Linked DNA regions of Homo sapiens: region 1 is linked to region 2. A link is a contact called in ENCODE Hi-C or POLR2A ChIA-PET data. All regions are on one chromosome and are shown on one strand. Each heading gives the region's core, a stretch centred on a gene start or an enhancer-like site at or near the end of the contact. The rest is flanking DNA. Distances are from core to core; before and after follow the strand shown. Region 1 has its middle 7.8 kb from the start of CXCL6. Region 2 has its middle 42 kb from the start of RASSF6.

The links. A loop is a pair of places that touch in the nucleus more often than their neighbours do. ChIA-PET counts read pairs that join two places held with the same protein, here RNA polymerase II (POLR2A).
Region 1: a loop to region 2 is called in a map of endothelial cell of umbilical vein, with 2.8 times the contacts of the local background. The contact joins two enhancer-like sites. A Hi-C loop is called at or near these places in 2 of 168 maps with a recorded cell type or tissue (endothelial cell of umbilical vein and mammary epithelial cell). POLR2A ChIA-PET finds 5 or more read pairs at or near these places in 1 of 52 experiments (AG04450).

The regions. Positions count from the first base shown.
Region 1 is chr4:73,843,151-73,845,850 of GRCh38, reverse strand. No RefSeq gene overlaps it. Among named protein-coding and RNA genes, the nearest start is that of CXCL6, 7.8 kb to the right of the region's middle. Within about 2 kb of position 1,315, at least 5 of the 41 ENCODE cell types and tissues checked have a DNase peak (open chromatin) inside an H3K27ac peak, as active enhancers do; they include endothelial cell of umbilical vein and mammary epithelial cell, where a contact is called at or near this core.
Region 2 is chr4:73,661,407-73,664,106 of GRCh38, reverse strand. No RefSeq gene overlaps it. Among named protein-coding and RNA genes, the nearest start is that of RASSF6, 42 kb to the right of the region's middle. RefSeq lists a silencer at 2,275-2,480. Within about 2 kb of position 1,251, at least 4 of the 41 ENCODE cell types and tissues checked have a DNase peak (open chromatin) inside an H3K27ac peak, as active enhancers do; they include endothelial cell of umbilical vein and mammary epithelial cell, where a contact is called at or near this core.

The sequences.
Region 1 (2,700 bases), core at 66-2,565, 180 kb before region 2:
ACGTGTAGTATGAAAGTGTCATTTGGAAGACTGGCAATAAAGAACGAGGCAGATACAAGTGGTCCTGGCAACAGGCAGTCTTCCTGCTACAACTATGTATAACTCTCTTAGGATGTTATTTAAACTTCCCATATTCTTTTCTTACTTTTAATAACTGAATTTTATGAACAATTATTTATTATTTCTGATAATTCTGCATGTTATTGTGAGCTTCTTCTGCTAAGCTCACCTAAGTGGGTGCAATCAGAAACAACTGAAATAGCTGAAAATTAAAAATGGCCTCATTCACATGGGACGTGGTTGGTGTTGGCTGCTGGCTGAGATTTCTGCTAGGGTACCTTCATCTTTCTCCTCCTTTTTTTAGTAGCTTTGTTTTACTTCTGAGGAATAAACAGAAAGTAAGGAGGGAGGGAAGGAAAAGGGAGAGAAAAGGAGAAAGACGAAATAAAATAGAAAAAAAAAAAAGACAACACAAAGCACAAGCCCCATCACTTGAAGTCTCAAAATATTAAATATGCAAAATTGCTTTCTAGCCAAAAAATGAATGTAGTAAATATTTTTTCTGACTTAAGTTTTTAAGTCAGATTTTCTTGTTTAATAGTTCCTGACTATGCCTACTTAAATTGTTAGGTCCTGTTTTTTAATATATCCCTTATTTTTCTCCACCTCATTTTTTTCTTATAAATTAGAGTTTAGCAGTACAATATAATAAACTAAAATGATTTTTCTCCTGTCTCAACACAGAAGTTTCTAGTCTTAAGCAAGCGTAAAGGAAGGGGATATGCTGAGAGTTTGGGTTCTTCTGAGAGTTGAGATGTGGAGTCAATTGCAAAGATAAGCTCAGCAGGACACAGAATTAGGAGAGCAGGCTTCTTTCTAGTTCCTCCTGTGAGATGACTTTATAGACTTCCCTCATTATTGACATTGAGATATTGTGAATTCTCAAGCAGATACGTTTCCATTCAAACATAAGATCAAAACCATTTCCAGAGCAAGAGATAAAGGTTTTTAACACTATTCATAGTATCTTTCATTTTCTGTTCAACCCCTTAAACACATTGCTGAGAATATTTACTAGCTTCACTGGACGATTTTTTCTTTCCATGCTTAACACTATTCAGATTTCTTTCCTGTTTCATTAGAAAGATTTTTTAAAAGTCACTAATCCTTTTGAGGAAACTATATGAAACGTCTTCTGAAGTAATGATGCTGTTTGAATTGGTTGATACCGGGAAGGAGGTAGCCATGGGGCACACTATCATCAAGTCATTGTCTTAATCAACAAATGTGGTTCGTCACAGACAATACATTGTCAGCAAGGTTCATGAGGAAGTCTTAAAACATTTCTTGAGTCATCACAATTTCATAAGCCTATTAGTCAGCAGTTGATATAAAATAGCTTTTTGCTTGTTTTCATTTATTTAAAAATATTGATTAAACATCTATTATGTGCCAGGCATTATAAAGTTCTCATTTTTGTGTAACTTAGTCATTTAACTATTTCTTTTTTAAGAGCAATCTAAAATATTTGTGTAAAGCAATGGGATATGGATAATACTCTATTATTACTACTACTGTAATGACTGTAACTGTTAATTGTTGTTACTGTCATTTGCCTTATTCCCTTTGATTTCCAAGATGAGAAGCACAGTACAGAGGGCAAGGCATACACAAATGGTTAAAAGATATTTTCAAATAAGTTATTCAGTTAAAAGCAGTTAGCTTATACAAAATTATAAATCTGAATGAATACTAGGGGTAAAAACAATTGTCAGAGGTTCTTGAATATTAAAATGACAGCCTTTTTAAAGAAGCTTACATTGTCACATGGGTTTTTATGTGTGTATGTGCTAAGAAATTTTATCAAGTCTTTTTCCTTTAAGTCATACTATAAATAACAGTCATTCAGAAAACAAAGAAGTTTTCTAAGACCCCAAACAGAACTTACCTGTTGGCTATTTTAAAAGAAAATATCTAGAGACATCAGAGGACTACTATCCCTTGAAATTAAGACATATTATCCCTGCCTTACATAGAACATTTTGAGCTGACATTTCCCAAATCCTTCTTTTAAGTACAAAGTCAATGAGCTATCAATCATAAAAATAATTTGAACAGAATATCCTAGAGCTAGTAAAAATTTTGGGTCAGTTTGTTAAAGTATTTTAATCAATAAATTGAAATACTAGTCAATAAAAGAGTTTCTATTAAGTGCTGAAACCAAATGTGTTTTATGTGTGACTCTCAGTTGATATGAATCATTCAGACCACTGGCACTCAGGTTAATGGAGGTTTTACTGTCTTCCAGTGAAACATGAGGTGTGGGTGGGGAAAGAGTGGGGAGAGTGGGGCTGGGGAAATATCTTCCTGGGTACTGTTACATAGAAGTGCTGCAAAGTTTTGCAGGCCTGAGAATTTTCATTTCAATTTATGTTAATCAGTATAATTTGCTGAGTCTCAAATGTATGACTGTTACCCACTTTCATTACATATTCATTCATTTGAGGAAATTCCAGTACGATGTTTTTCCAGAGTCTGCAAACACATTCAATTGTTAGCAAGTACCGTTTGATCCTCTTTTGCTGTGTAAGAAGTCAACCTTAAATTTAGTGGCTTAAAATGACAGTTTATTATTTTGATAATTCTACACGTTAATGTGAGATTCTTCTGCTAAGCTCAATTAAGTGGGTGCAGTCAGAA
Region 2 (2,700 bases), core at 2-2,501:
TTTGCACTCTTAATATTTCCCATACACTGTACTAGACAACCATGCCCATTATTTCTAATCATCCCATAAGCTCTACAAAGATAGTGTTATTATCTCTCTTTCACAGATTTGGAAACTGAGGCTCAGAGATGTCAAGGGATTTCCAAGGTGACACATCTGATAAACAGTGCTGTCAGGACTTGAGTACAGGTCTTCTTGTCTCCAAAGCTGAAGTTCTTTACTCTGCCCTAACTGCTTCCCTTAAAAACACAAATCACATTTCAAAACCACCAAGTTTGTCATTTTAGTAAATACACAAGATGAATTATTTTGCAAGGCAGAGTTACTTGATGCAATCTCTCTTAATTTGCCTACTTTACACATTACAAAGTTTATGTAGATTTTCCCAAATGTAATCCAAGCTTTGATTTTAGCCCTCACATGGTGAGTTTTAAAAACAAATAACTAACTAGTTATTCCTCCTCCTTTCTTCCTGTTTTCCCCACCTTAACTCCAAGTCTTTTATAGAGTGAAGTTCAATTAAAATAAAATAAAATAGAGTATTGCCATGTAAGTATATTTAGCCTTCCAATTACCTGAAGGAAGTAATAAAGGAATAATTAAAACATTATGGTTCTGTGTGGGTTTAGTGGGCTTGGATGGTAATTTTCCTGACAGGAGCACACAAACTGATGCCCAGTAAGATGCTGCTGTACCCTGTTCTCAAACCACTTAAGAATGATATTCACGTTGCAAAGGAAACTCCCTATTGGGAACCCCTGGTGGGGCTTCCTTTTGAACATTTATACCACGATGTACCAGAACACACTGCTTTTATAGTATCAGACCACCCTCCAGTCTCTGGGTCAAAAGTCTGCTTAAAATGAATCCAGTAGCTGATAAAAATGACCTGAGGATGGAAAGAGAAGCCCCCAAATCACACTGGGCACCACACAGATGCCCAAGCAGATAAAAGTGATGCCTTAGAGAGACCATCAAGTGGCTAGTTCACATGCAAATGTTGCTCCAAGTACTTACAAAGTGAGGAGCTCTATACTAAGTGCTTTATATGCATTTTTCCATTGAATCTTCATAGAAACTCTACAAGAGTCTGTTAATTTTGTTTTACAAATAAAAATGCTGAGAAATGGAGAAGTTAAGTGACTTTCACAAAACCATGTTGCTAGTAAGTGATGAATTAGGAATTCAATGGCCACGATCTAAGTCCAGAGCCCACGTTTTTAGCCCAATACTGCCACTTATAGGTAGGATGTAATATCATTTTCTATAGAGATATTAAAATGGCAGATGCTTGACAGGTCTAACCAGCACCTACTCCCCCTGTTCCTCTCCAAACGGACCCCTATTTTCCTTTAAGGAAATAACTGTAGTGACCACCTGGTAATTACGCAGTAACCATGATTTCTTAGTGGACTGACCCACTTCCAGCTCAGGGGAAGGTCTTCAGCATATTCTTACACCCCTTGCAATGATGGTCAATTTACCTTGGTTCAATCTGAGTAAAGATCTGGAATTATCATTTGGTGATTGTGAGAAGTGATGCTTTCTACTTGGGAAATGAATAAGGAAGTGTGCAGCCTTAGCTGTTACGGCAGCCATCTTTGTGACCATGAGGTTACAGCCAGGCTGAGGATGAAGCCAGCATGAAGACAGAGGCCAAAATCTTGACCAAAAGAAGTCTGATGCTGGCTCTTCCTTTGGTTTACAGTTTTATGAACCAACAAATCTACATTATTGCTTAGTTCCCAAGGAGTTGGGTTCTCTGCAACTGAAAAGTCTTATCTGATACATGGATACCAATACTGTATGCTTTGTTGTCTTGAAATAATTCTAAGTGAGGAATTTACTTTCAGCATGCTATGGTCTTAATAGGAGCTCCATTGTGGACATCTTCCTGAAGATAAAAATATAGAATAGTCTCTAGACAAGCTCACTGCTCAGATAATTGCTCTACTGCTAATCTAGACTCTATAATTTGAAATTCATCATAATAGGTTAATATGAATAAAGGCATTCACAATGAGTCAATTATATTGCTATTCATCAACTTGTGTAAGTGCCTGAAGCACAATTTATGTCAAACTCAAGGAACACAAGCTTCATATCCTGAAAATTTGGGGAAAACGTTATTAGTCATAGGTACCTTTTAAACTAAAAACAGGAAATTTTGTTGTGAAATAAAACATGACCAAACTAATTGTTTCTCATTTTATTCAAAATCGTTTCCCCCATGAAGCTTTCCTCAGGAATTGAAAGAATGATATATACACTTCATGACTCAAGTCTTTCCACTGACCTCACTTACCAAGAGCTGCAGAATGTGGCTCCCCACATTGGCTATGATGCTCACCACAGCCCTTCTTATCATAACAGACCTCTTTCCTATCCACATTCCATGTGCACCTCAGCATGTTTCCTGTGGGTGTCCATTGGTCTTTCTGTTTACTCCCAGATAGTTGGATCAGCTGTACTCAAGATGGGAGGAAACTTCAAAATGTCAAAATGCCTATATAAGCAAATGGCAAGAAGTGTACCAGCCAAAGGCAAACTGGATTGTCATCTCCTTGAAAGTAGTTCTATACTCAAATTGTCTAAAGTGACAAGTATACAAATATATAATGAATATGCATGTATATGTGCTTATACATATATATTAAAATTTATTTGGGAATGAGGAAGATTGTTGAGCATTTGAAAAAA